Linked DNA regions of Homo sapiens: region 1 is linked to region 2. The links are chromatin contacts, found by Hi-C or POLR2A ChIA-PET in ENCODE. All regions are on one chromosome and are shown on one strand. The core of a region is the stretch at or near the end of the contact, and the rest is flanking DNA. Distances in the headings are between cores, read along the strand shown. Region 1 has its middle 130 kb from the start of ZNF532. Region 2 holds the start of ATP8B1-AS1 (ATP8B1 antisense RNA 1).

Evidence for each region. A loop is a pair of places that touch in the nucleus more often than their neighbours do. ChIA-PET counts read pairs that join two places held with the same protein, here RNA polymerase II (POLR2A). Pooled maps may share reads with other maps.
Region 1: a loop to region 2 is called in a pooled map, with 2.8 times the contacts of the local background. The contact joins the enhancer-like site here to the promoter of ATP8B1-AS1 in region 2. A Hi-C loop is called at or near these places in 1 of 50 pooled maps. POLR2A ChIA-PET finds 5 or more read pairs at or near these places in 2 of 52 experiments (MCF 10A and activated B cell).

The regions. Positions count from the first base shown.
Region 1 is chr18:58,989,369-58,995,620 of GRCh38, forward strand. No RefSeq gene overlaps it. Among named protein-coding and RNA genes, the nearest start is that of ZNF532, 130 kb to the left of the region's middle. Within about 2 kb of position 2,188, at least 9 of the 41 ENCODE cell types and tissues checked have a DNase peak (open chromatin) inside an H3K27ac peak, as active enhancers do.
Region 2 is chr18:57,626,455-57,632,681 of GRCh38, forward strand. ATP8B1-AS1 (ATP8B1 antisense RNA 1) reads left to right here and starts at 3,877. Exons shown (of 3, transcript NR_164148.1): 1 at 3,877-4,064. RefSeq lists enhancers at 3,529-3,578, 3,625-4,125, 3,649-4,138.

The sequences.
Region 1 (6,252 bases), core at 938-3,437, 1.4 Mb after region 2:
CACTACAGCAGTCAAACCACAAACCATCCAGCAAGACAGGGAGAAACAAAATACATCCCCAACAACCAGAAAACAAATTACAAAATGGCAGTAATAAGTTCTCACCTGTCAGTAGTTACTTTGAATGTAAATGGGTTAAATTTTCTAATATGAGGACAGAGTGGCTGAATGGATTAAAAAAAAGACCTAAGTACCCGACTGTATGCTGCCTACAAGAGACTCAACTCTCTTAAGGATGCACATAGACTGAAAATGAAGGAATGAGAAGATACTGTATGCAAATGGAACCAGAAGAGAGCAGAGGGTAGCTATACCTACATCAGACAAAGCAACTTTAAGTCAGAAGCAATAAAAGAGACAAAGGACATTATATAACAATGAAAGGGTCAATTCATCAAGAGGATACAATAATTATAAATGTATCCAACATTGAATGAAGCACCTAAATATATAAAGCAAATATTAATAGATCTGAAGGGAGATAGAAACTATAATACAATAATAGTAGGGGACATCAATACCCCACTTTCAATAATGGATTACCATCCAGACAGAAAATTAATAAGGAAACATTGGACTTGAACTACACTTTATGACCTGACAGACATATACAGAACATCCCATCCAACAGCAACAGGATACACATTTTTCTCAAGTACACACAGAACTTTCTCCAGGATGGATCATATGTTTGGCTGCAATACAAATCTAAACAAATTTCAGGGGATCAAAATTACCTTAAGTATCTTTTCTGACCACAATGGTGTGAAACTTGAAATCAGTAACAGGAGAAATCTTGGAAAATTCACAAATAAGTAGAAATTAAACAACATGGGTCAAAGAAGAAATAAAAAAGAAAATCAAAAAAATCTTGAGACAAATAGCAACTATGTACCAAACACCTATGGGATGCAGCAGAAGCCATTCCAAGAGGGAAATTTATAGCAAGAAATGCCCATATTTCTGTGAAAAGTCTCTCTTCATGCTACTAGAAGTTTCTGGAGTAGCCAGTTGTCATTCTATAGTCACTGTTACCCCCAATCAACCCATTCTGAACAGCCCAGCCTCAGTTCACATGGTTTGAGTATAAGGCTGAATTTGAGACTAGGCTACTCTCAGTCTTTTCAGAGTATTTTCTTTTCACATCCATTTTTTCTTCACAGTCCCAATGGATTTTGAATGTTTTAGTAACGATTCAATACATTGGATAAAACTTTAATGATCTTAGCCTACATTTTTCTAGGCATTTGCTCATTTATATTTGCTGCCTTCTTTGGAAATCTAGATTTGGGGGTACCCTAGATCCTGTTTCAATTAAGGTCCCAGCAGAATGCAGTGCAGCACACTGCAAAAGGTTTAACTTTCAAGAAATTAAGGAAGGGACTATACACAGAGCTGTGTGCTGGAACAAGGCCTGAGAAGCCTGAGTAGGGGTGGAAGCTGGAGCTGTGGGAAAAGGGCACTCAGGAAGAGCCACTGCCAGAGCCACAGTGAAGCCAGGAAGGTGTGGGGAGCGGAATCACCAGGAGGCCCTCTCATCACACTCAAAGATTTCCTGCCCGCACCTCCCACCTGCCAAAGCTAAATACAAGCTAGATGACAAGGCAGCCACAGTAATAGTCTATAGATGTCCGTGTGTTGGGCACAAAACAGGACAAAGAAGGGTGGATGAAGGATCTGGGTTTCCGAGTGGGAGGTTATAATGATCACTGACACGTGGCATGCACTTTCAGGAGTGCGTGTTCTATGCCTGTTTTGTCAACATGCATTTTGTCCCCTACAGGCAGGCTCTCCAATGGAATACGGTACTTCAGATTCTACATTTACCCTTTCTAATTACCTTGCCAGGTTTCTCCTGGAATTATACCTTTTCCCTAGTGGTTATTTTTATGCAAGGAAACAGAATCACATTTCCCAGAAGATATTCCTTACCAGTTTCTAAATTCAATTTATGAGGTTAGTTCTGACTCATCACGTAGCGCTATTTATAATGTTTCCCAGTATTTAAGGGAACTGATTATTAAATTTGCTGTGCTATTTTATTGCAAGCTGCTTTATCCTTGAGCTTTTCTTATAGTTAGAACTGTACATTACATGACCATGGCAGATCTATTTGCAAATACAATCCTTGGCAAGACCATGTTTTCACCCGGGGGAGTTCTATAATTAGAGTCCACCATAGCACACCTCCAAGTCCAACTCAGTTCCAGAAAGTGTGGGTTTCGCCCCTGAGTCCATGAGTCATTTCCTGACCTTCAGGTCATGTCATGCTTAATTGGATTGGTTATTTTTGGAGAACAAATGCTATTTGTTTTTTAAAAAAGAACAAGGTAGGCACAGGTCCGCTGATCAGAGAGGATGGTGTGATGTTGACAAGAGTTAACGGGAAGTAGAGCAACATCTTCCACCCTTTCCAAGGTGGAAACAGATGCATCTGTAAGCAGGAGTAATGAATGTCTCTACTTTGCCAGTTCAGCACCTGAACTTCCCTTTCCAGTGTTGGGGGTACCTGCCATTGTATGAATCTTGGCAAGAGATAGATCTTACCTCCCACTGCAGAATCCAGAAGGTCACTCACCCTGACTCCCAGCAGCCTAACTTCAGGCACGGGATGACCAAAACTATGCTCCTGCTCGACTCTTCAGTAGGTGATACAAAGGAGCGGGCCAGTTCAACACCATTTGTCTGGTGGCGTGATGGCAGCATAGTGGCAATGGCCGTGGTGACTCTGAATTGAGAGTAGACTTGTGAACTGTTTGTCAAGGTGAGGGAAGTCAGTTTGTCTTTAAGGAACTACTGAATGTCTTGGACACAAGCAGTGCCAACATCATGGGGAGAACCTAAAGTTTAGACTCTTGGTTCCCTCTGAATAAGACACCAGCTAAACAACATGCCAGTCTCTGTTGTTTCAGAAGAGACCAAAATAAATGGAAGCGAGTGCCTTTCAATTGCTATAAGACCAGCCCCGGAAGACCTCCCTGCTCCCGTCACCATATCTAACCTCACCTCCTATCACTTCCCCCTACTCCCATGTCACTCCTTTTCGTTCCTATCCACGATTCATATTCCTGTTACAGGACCTTGGCACATGCTCTTCCTTCTCGTGGAATGCTCTTTCCCCAGTTCTCATGAGGGTTTTTCACATGTTTCACATCCGGTCCATGCAGAAGTCCCCCGCCTGGAGAGCCTTCCCCAATTCCCTTACTGAAATGTGCCCACCCCACTGAGCACACACCTGCTTTGCCACTCTCCATCTCCGCTTCCCATTATTTTTCTCCCTGGCACTTATCACTGCCTGACATGATATGCTTATGTGCTAAGTGTCTGCCATCCCCTGGAAGAATGTTCTAAGATTTTCCATGAACTCTCTGCTTGCTTTCTAATCTGAAACTGCCATTTCCTCTCATTGCAAGAGGCATTCTTCCTTTTGCGGCCTGAGAGCAGTGGGTATTAGTTATATTTTCCCCTTTGATCCTTATTCTGGACAGTCAAAACTGATCCTTGTTTTCTCAAACCCATTGCCAAGTGATGGGAGCCCGAATGCCCTTTCCTTTTTAATAGTTACTTGAATAAAGTGACCGTGTCATAAATAATAGCACCAGCCGGTTGATTGCTGCTGCTTCCGGAAACGTTAGAGGCCTGCTTTCAGGAAACGAAGGCATTATTTATTTTCATGTCCTATTTTTATGCCCAGCAAACTGCTTGCAAAAAACAAAAAACAAAAAACAAAACAGGTACCTAAAATATTTTTGTAAAATGACTGAGCTTCCTTGAGCCTTGATTAGTCATAATTTTTTTTTTCTTAGGGGTTGGGACAAACAGAAGGATCTTGAGCTATTAATTACCCAGAAGTAAGATCCTCTTTTTCTTTTTTATTTAGGTAGTATTTTTAAACCATCGTAAGTGGTTTTTATTCCTAATGATTAAAATGTGGAGGTGGGTTCTGCTCATTATATTTTTTCTCCACTTGAAAAAAGATGAAGTATTTAATGCTGAATTCTAAAAGCAATGTCATTCTTACTTTCAGTGACTACATGACATCAGCAACTAACCCGGGAATAAATCCAAGTTTCAGAGATTTTTCTGTTTAATCATTCATACAGACTTCCCTTGGTATTGGCAGTGGAAAAGTTCCAGAACCACTTCCTGTGGATACCAAAATCCACTGATATTCCTGGATATAAAATGGTCTAGTATTTGCATATAATCTACATTCCCCTCTATACTTTAAATCATCTCTACAGTACGTACAACACCTAATACGATATAAGAACTTGTTACACTATATTGTTTTATTTGTATTTTTAAAAGTTGTTTTTTTTTTTCCCCTCTGAATCTTCTTTCCACCATTGATTCAAACTGTGGATTTGAAACCAGCAGACTGCATTCAAATTATCTAAACCTCTAGTTTTTTCAATCCCCTCTCTCACCCTTTTCTAAGGTAGAAAGATGGTTAAGCAAAACAAAACCCAAAAAGCAACTTGGCAGTGGGAGCTCTAATGCTAACAAACATTTATTTAGGACTCGGGATTCTATAAATGTTTCTGTATCATGAGCTTTAAGTTCATACTACAATGCAACTGTGTGAAGTAGGCTGAGTTCATAATTTTACAGATAGGGAAATTGAACCTGCTTCTGTAAGAGCCAGGACTTAAACCCTGGTTTCTGGCACCAAATTCGGTTTCCTTCTTCCTACAAGTTGTTGATTTATCTACATATTCCAAGTTGGATGCTTTCATTTTTACATGGAAATTTCATTGTCTACTTCAATTAGACAACACTTTCAGAGGTGTTTAATAATAACCAACACATTAATGGTAAAAAAAAAAAATCCTTTTTGTATTTTTGTTTGTTTTTTGTAGAGATGGGGTTTCGCCATGTTGCCCAGGCTGGTCTTGAACTCCTGAGCTCAAAGAAATCTGCTTGCTTCGGCCTCCCAGAGTGCTGGGATTAGAGGCATGAGCCACTGTGCCCGGCTGAAAATACTTTTGAAGGTAGATGCAGAGGATTTCAAAGTTAGAGACCTGAGAGGTAATTTGTACAAGGCTTGAATCTCTCTAATGCCTTCATGCGTGGTCAACAAACAGCTGAGCACCTCCAAGGCTGGAGACCGTGATGTCATTTGAAAGAGCCCCAGTTCATCTTTGAGTTAGTTTTGACTACTAGAAAATTATTTGTTTTAAAGCTGCCCCTTTGTAACTTGGATCAAAATTATCTGTTTTATTTTTTTTCAGGGAACTATTTACCTGAGAGTGTGTTAACTATTTCAGCTTGTGTGCCTTAATGTTTTTTTCTTTAAGCCAATAACAAAAAAATCCTAAATTGCCACAGTACCTACTGTTTATTAAGGGTCTACAAAAGGTCAGATACTGTAATGTCCCCTTGTAGATACATTATCAGGATATCTGGTATATACATTATCTGCCAGGTATGTAAGTGGGCATTTAGAATATAAGGACAATACGTAGTATTTCTTGAGTATTTATAATAGGCCAGGAACTCTTTCAGTACCTTTTTTTTTTTTGAGGCAGGGTCTTGCTCTGTTGTCCAGGCTGGTGTGCCATAGCACAAATGCAGCTCACTGCACCCTCGACCTCCTGGCCTCAGGCAATCATCCCACCTCAGCCTCCCGAGTAGCTGGGACTACAGGTGTGTGCCCCTATGCTTGGCTAATTTTATAAATGTTTGGTAGAGACAGGGGTTTCACCATGTTGCCCAGGCTGGTTGACCTCCTGCGCTCAAGTGATCCTCCTGCTCAGCCTCCCAAAGGGCTGGGATTATAGACATGAGCCACTACACCCAGCCTCTTTCAGTACTTTTAAAATTTATTTTTATTTTTTTAGACATAGGATCTTGCTCTGATGTGCAGGCTGGAGTGCAGTTGTGTAATCATAGCTCACTGTAACCTCTAACTCCAGGACTCACGCAATCCTCCTGCCTTGGCCTCCCAAAGTGCTGGGATGGCAGGAATGAGCCACCACACTTGGCCTTCTTTTAATACTTCATATTAAATTTCATAATTCCAAGGTGTAGAGACTATAATTATCTTCATTTTCAAGATAAGATAAATGAGACTGCACAATTGCTCTAGGTCACACAGCCAGTAAGGAACAGCTTTGGCTCTTAATCACTACCCAGAAGGCCTGAGAATATTCCAGGATGATTAAAAGAGCACAGTGCCTGCCCTCCTGGAGCTTCCAGTCTATAAGAGAAAAGGAGACAGAAATAGATACCTTCAAAGTGAGGAGGTAA
Region 2 (6,227 bases), core at 2,627-5,126:
ACCAGGCTGGCAATAGTGGCTCACGCCTGTAATCCCAGCACTTTGGGAGGCCTAGGCAAGTGGATCACCTGAGGTTGGAAGTTCAAGACCAGCCTGACCAACGAGGAGAAACTCCGTCTCTACTAATAATACAAAAATTAGCTGGGTGTGGTGGGGCATACCTGTAATCCCAGCTACTCAGGAGGCTGAGGCACAAGAATCGCTTGAACCTGGGAGGCAGAGGTTGCAGTGAGCCAAGATTGCACCATTGCACTCCGGCCTACACAACAAGAGCAAAACTCCATCTCAAAAAAAAAAACAAAAAACAAACAAAAAAAGGACTGATGGACACTGGCTCACGGGTTGGCCAGTTGATCAGGGACTAAGAAAGAACAAGATTAAAGATTAGGTACAGGAGGTCTGCTGGGGATGTGGATGGACCTTTTTGAATGGGCACTGAATGTGAAGACTTCTTGTCCTCTGCAAACATCTATCAGAAGGCATTTGGTATGGAGGAGGTCTCTGTCATCTCTGGATGTTGGACTTTTCCTCCCAAAACATCTCAGTTCTTGCTCAAAGAGCCCATATGTGAAGTGGCTATAGTAACAGGATAGAGGCTATGCATGTGTTCAACCTCATAAACTGCCCTTCATCCTGGCTGATCTTGCTGGCCACTGTCACTGTTAAGTACCCAACCTGCCAACAGCAGAAGCCAACTTTGAGAAACTGACAGGACACGATTCTTTTTTTTCCTTTTTTCTCTATTCTTCTCTTTTTTTTTTTTTTTTTTTTTTGAGACGGAGTCTTGCTCTGTTGCCCAGGGTGGAGTGCAGTGGCGTGATCTTGGCTCACTGCAACCTCTGCCTCCTGTGTTCAAGCAATTCTCCTGCCTCAGCCTCCTGAGTAGCTGGGACTATAGGCGCCCACCACCACACCCAGCTAATATTTGTACTTTTAGTAGAGACAGGATTTCACCATATTGGCCAGGCTGGTCTCTAATTCCTGACCTTGTGATCCCCCCACCTCGGCCTCCCAAAGTGCTGGGATTATAGACGTGAGCCACCGCACCTGGCCAGGACACGATTCTTTAGGGAGACCAGCTGGCCACTTGACGGCAAGTAAATTAGATCAGACTCCTGGAGGAGGCAGTAATATGCCTCCCAGGTATAGACTCAGTCCACACAGGGATGCGCCTTCTCTGCCTGCAGCACCCACATCTATGGACTTACAGAACGCTGCATGTGTCTTTATGGTATTCAGCATCTCTCACCCCAGGACACATTTTCAGTAAAGGAAGTGTGACAGTGAGCTCATACCTATGGAATTCAGTGGTCTAACCATGTTCTTTGTGTTAGATTATTATTTAAAATAATCAGACATGCTTCTGTGAACCCAGAAAATCAGAGACAGGTCTCAGTTAATTTAGAAAGTTTATTTTGCCAAGATTGAGGATGCATCCATGACACCGCCTCAGGAAGTCCTGACGACATGTGCCCAAGGTAGTCGGGCACAGCTTGCTTGTATACATTTTAGGGAGACACGAGACATCAATCAGTAGAAGAATTACATTGGTTAGGTCTGGGAAGGCAGGACAATTTGAAGCAAAGGCAGGAAGACTTGAAGCAGGGAGGGGGTTTCCAGGTCACAGATAAGTGAGACACAAATGGTTGCATTCTTTTGAGTTTCTGATTAGGCTTTCCAAAGGAGGCAAATAAGATGTGCATCTCTCTCAGTGAGCAGAGGGATAACTTTGAATAGAATGAGAGGCAGGTTTGTCTTAAGCAGTTTCCAGCTTGAGTTTTCCTTCGTAAAAAGGAAAATATTTTGGGGGTCCAAGATATTTTCCTTTCACACTCCCTTCTCCCATACAGAAGGAATATACTTCCCTGCTTCATTTCTGCTGGGCTTAGCCATGTGCATTTACTTTGGCCATAGGATATTGGCAGGTGTGATGCAAGCAAAGGTTTACAATGTGTTTGTGCAGTTGGACTTGTGTTCTTGCTTCTGCCATTGTTAGAGAAGCCGAGGCCTAGGAGGGCCAGAGTGACACCATTTTAAGTTGAGCTCCATCTTGAGACTCCTTGCCAGTCACAACCCATGGTCATAAGATGTTTACAGTTGAGAAAACAGCCTAAAGATACCTGCAAGGACACAATCCTGTAACAACAGAAAGACCAGATGTCCCAATACCCGTAATATATGCTTTCAAGATAATTATAGTTATGCTTTAATGTACTTATACACTAAAATGTCAAGGAGAGTTTTCTTTAAATCAATAAAATAATAAATTTTGTCATGCTGTCAGACCACATGCACAAAGACACAGCTTAGTTTAGCCTTTACATAGACAAAACCCCTATATATCAAATTTTTTTTTTTTTCAGACAGAGTCTCGCTCTGTCTCCCAGGCTGGAGTGCAGTGGCGCAATCTCGGCTCACTGCAAGCTCCACCTCCCGGGTTCACCCATTCTCCTGCCTCAGCCTCCCAAGTAGCTGGGACTACAGGCGCCCACCACCACAGCCGGCTAATTTTTTGTATTTTTAGTAAAGATGGGGGTTTCACCGTGTTAGCTAGGATGGTCTCGATCTCCTGACCTTGTGATCTGCCCACCTCGGCTTCCCAAAGTGCTGGGATTAGGCGTGAGCCACCGCGCCCGGCCTATATATGAAAAATTTAAAATGGCCAGGCGCAGTGGCCCAGCACTTTGGGAGGCGAGGCGGGTGGATCATCCTGAGGTCAGGAGTTTGAGACCAGCCTGGCCAACATGCGAAGCCCTGTCTCTACTAAAACTACAAAAATTCACCAGGCGTGGTGGCGGGCGCCTGTAATCCCAGCTACTCAGGAGGCTGAGGCAGGAGAATTGCTTGAACCCAGGAGGCAGAGGTTGCAGTGAACCGAGATTGTGCCATTGCACTCCAGCCTGGGCAATAGAGCAAGAGTCCATCTCAAAAAAAAAAAAAAAAGAAAAAGCTAAAACAAAGACGGGGCATTCCTTTGCTTGCTTCCTAAGGACGCCCTACTCTGTAATGGAGGCGCTTTCAATAAACTCTCACCGTACCCTGCAACTTGTCTTGAATTCCTTCCTGCGTGTAATTCAGGAGGCCTCTCTTGGGGTCTGGATCAAGACCGCTTTTTCTGTGAACAACCACCATGAGAAGAACACGCCCTGACTGACCCACTGGTCCAGGGAAGCTGAGACATGGAGAAGACAGGGACCCAATCTTCAGCTTGGAGACACGTCCAGCTGAACTCAGCCCACATCAGTGACCTGCAGATGCATAAGTGAGAATAAACGATTGTTGGGTTACGCCTCTGAGTTTGGGAGGCATTTTGTTACACCTCTTTAGTGTGGCAATAGTAGACTAATAATACATGCTCTATTATGCAGAAGTGTGTGGCTTAAAATAATAGTTGAATGACCAGGTGCGGTGGCTCAGGCCTGTAATCTCAACATTTTGGGAGGCCATGGTGGGAGGATCACATGAGGCCAGGAGTTCAAGACCAGCCCGGGCAACATAGTGGGACCCCCGTCTCCATAAAATTTTTAAAAAATTAGCCTGGCGTGGTGGGCGCACGCCTGTAGTCCCAGCTACTCGGGACGGCCAGAATGAACGGCATTATCGTCTGTCTCTTCATTCTGATTCTGGCCAGCAAGGGGTGGCCTCCCCCTGCGGTCCTTGCTGTTAGGTCCCTGCGCCCCCTCAGCTTTGCGCTGAAGGTCGCTTTACCGGACCCCACTTCGCCCTACCAGGCGCAGGATGAGCGTCTCTGTTCTTTTAATGTGGCGTCCCCCACAGGCCACCGTACCAGGCCGCCGGTCCGGGGTTAGGGCACTTGACGCCGGCGCCGCCATGTTGTCTCCGGGCCACTTCCGCGTTTCTGGCGCGTGGTCTTGCATTTCCTACTTGGTCCTGTTCGTGGCGCCGCGCCTCCGGGTGTTGGGGAGTCCGGGATGATGGGGAATCCGGGGCTCGCCCTAGTCGCGGGGACACCGCCTTCCAGGAGCTGTCCCCAGGCAAACTCACAGACATCTTCAAAGAGCCTTCTTGGACATTCTGCTTTTTGCTCCTCATAACAGGCTTCGGTAAGAGAACAGGCAAACATCACTGCGGGCGCCTCTAGGGCTCGTTTCCCTGTCCCAGTACCGGGAATCGGGGAGGGGTCCAAGCAGAGTTCACTTAGTTAACAAATCAGTGAAGCAGTTGGAAAATCTCAGTTATATTTTAAATGAGATCGAGGGCGGTGACTCACGCCTGTAATCTCAGCACTTTGGGAGGCCGAAGCGGAGGTGGAGGGTCGCTTGAGGCCAGGAGTTCGAGACCAGCCTGGGCAACGTGGTGAGCCACCCCCGCCCCCGCCCCTCTATAAAAAATACAAGAATTAGCCGGGCTTATTGGCATGGGATTGTGGTCCCAGCTACTTAGGAGGCTGAGGTGGGAGGTCGCTTGAGCCATGGAGGTCGAGGCTGCACTGAGCTGTGATCACGCCACTGCACTCCAGCCTGAGGCTACGGAGAGAGACCCTGTCTCTAATTAATAAATAAATTATAGATAGATGATAGATAGATGCAATAAAAAATAAAATTGGCTTGTAAACGGCAAACTAAAAGTGGAAATTATCATTACAATGAAAATATTAATTTGAGGAACCGAAAACTTAACTTTCCTTTTCCTGTAGTTAAGTTTAAGCACTTAGATTTGCTTCAGTGATTCCCAGGCTTCATGATTGCAAGCTGCTTGCTTGTAAGCACCTTGTCTCTCACTAAAAAAAATTACAGTTATTTTAAAGTCCCGCTGGATGCTCATTCTTTAAGGAGGGTGAACAATGGTAACTCCTGTACCGTTAGAGCTCTGAATGAAGCCAGATACGTTCCATAGATCACAGAACTCATTTTCTGGCTTGGTGAGCCTGGTCAAGTTTCTTAACCTTTCTGAGCCACAGATGTTTCAATTATAAAGTGATAATAACCCTTCACTGGGAAGGTTATTGTGAGGATAATATGAGATCAGCTATACCAAAATATGCCTAACATGTACTTGACATCCAGTAAGCTTTCTGAATTAGGATATAAATGGCATTAATGGTTAATCATTGTTATTCTTTTGTTCCATGATATGCATGAATAACAACTTGAAGCCTTCAAACTGCTGAGAGCTGCTTGGTGGACCTCGTCTCTCAATTTGCCCTTCCCACTAAACCTGTCTTCCCCCAACAGTGGGCTTTCTGGTCAGCATTTCAGAATGTCTCAAACCGTAGGTCCTTCCCACAGCCCCAAATCTCAGCAAATGACCAGTCTCTTGCTTCAAGCTATTAAATGGATGCTGTCTGACAGCCCTCCCTTGAAACCTGCAAACTCTCGTGCTTTGGCATCCATCCTTTCCCTCTAGTGCAATGCAAGTCACATCCTCCCTCTGGCTAACCTCTCCACCCATCTTCTGGATTCCCCACACCTCTCCAATCTAATCTTCACACTCCAGCCAGGGCGAACACTTACAAATATAAACACAGTCATTTCATTCTCTATCTAGCAACTTTCCATGGACTTCCTTTTGCTCTCAGGGTTCACCTCAACATCCTTACAGGCTTTCCAGGCTGTGTATGCTCTGGCTTACCACTGCTTCTTATTTTTTTTTTTATTATTTATTTATTTATTTATTTATTGATTGATCATTCTTGGGTGTTTCTCGCAGAGGGGGATTTGGCAGGGTCACAGGACAATAGTGGAGGGAAGGTCAGCAGATAAACAAGTGAACAAAGGTCTCTGGTTTTCCTAGGCAGAGGACCCTGCGGCCTTCCGCAGTGTTTGTGTCCCTGGGTACTTGAGATTAGGGAGTGGTGATGACTCTTAACGAGCATGCTGCCTTCAAGCGTCTGTTTAACAAAGCACATCTTGCACCGCCCTTAATCCATTTAACCCTGAGTGGACACAGCACATGTTTCAGGAGAGCACAGGGTTGGGGGTAAGGTCACAGATCAACAGGATCCCAAGGCAGAAGAATTTTTCTTAGTACAGAACAAAATGAAAAGTCTCCCATGTCTACCTCTTTCTACACAGACACGGCAACCATCCGATTTCTCAATCTTTTCCCCACCTTTCCCCCCTTTCTATTCCACAAAACCGCCATTGTCATCATGGCCCGTTCTCAATGAGCTGTTGGGTACACCTCCCAGACGGGGTGGTGGCCGGGCAGAGGGGCTCCTCACTTCCCATAGGGGCGGCCGGGCAGAGGCGCCCCTCACCTCCCAG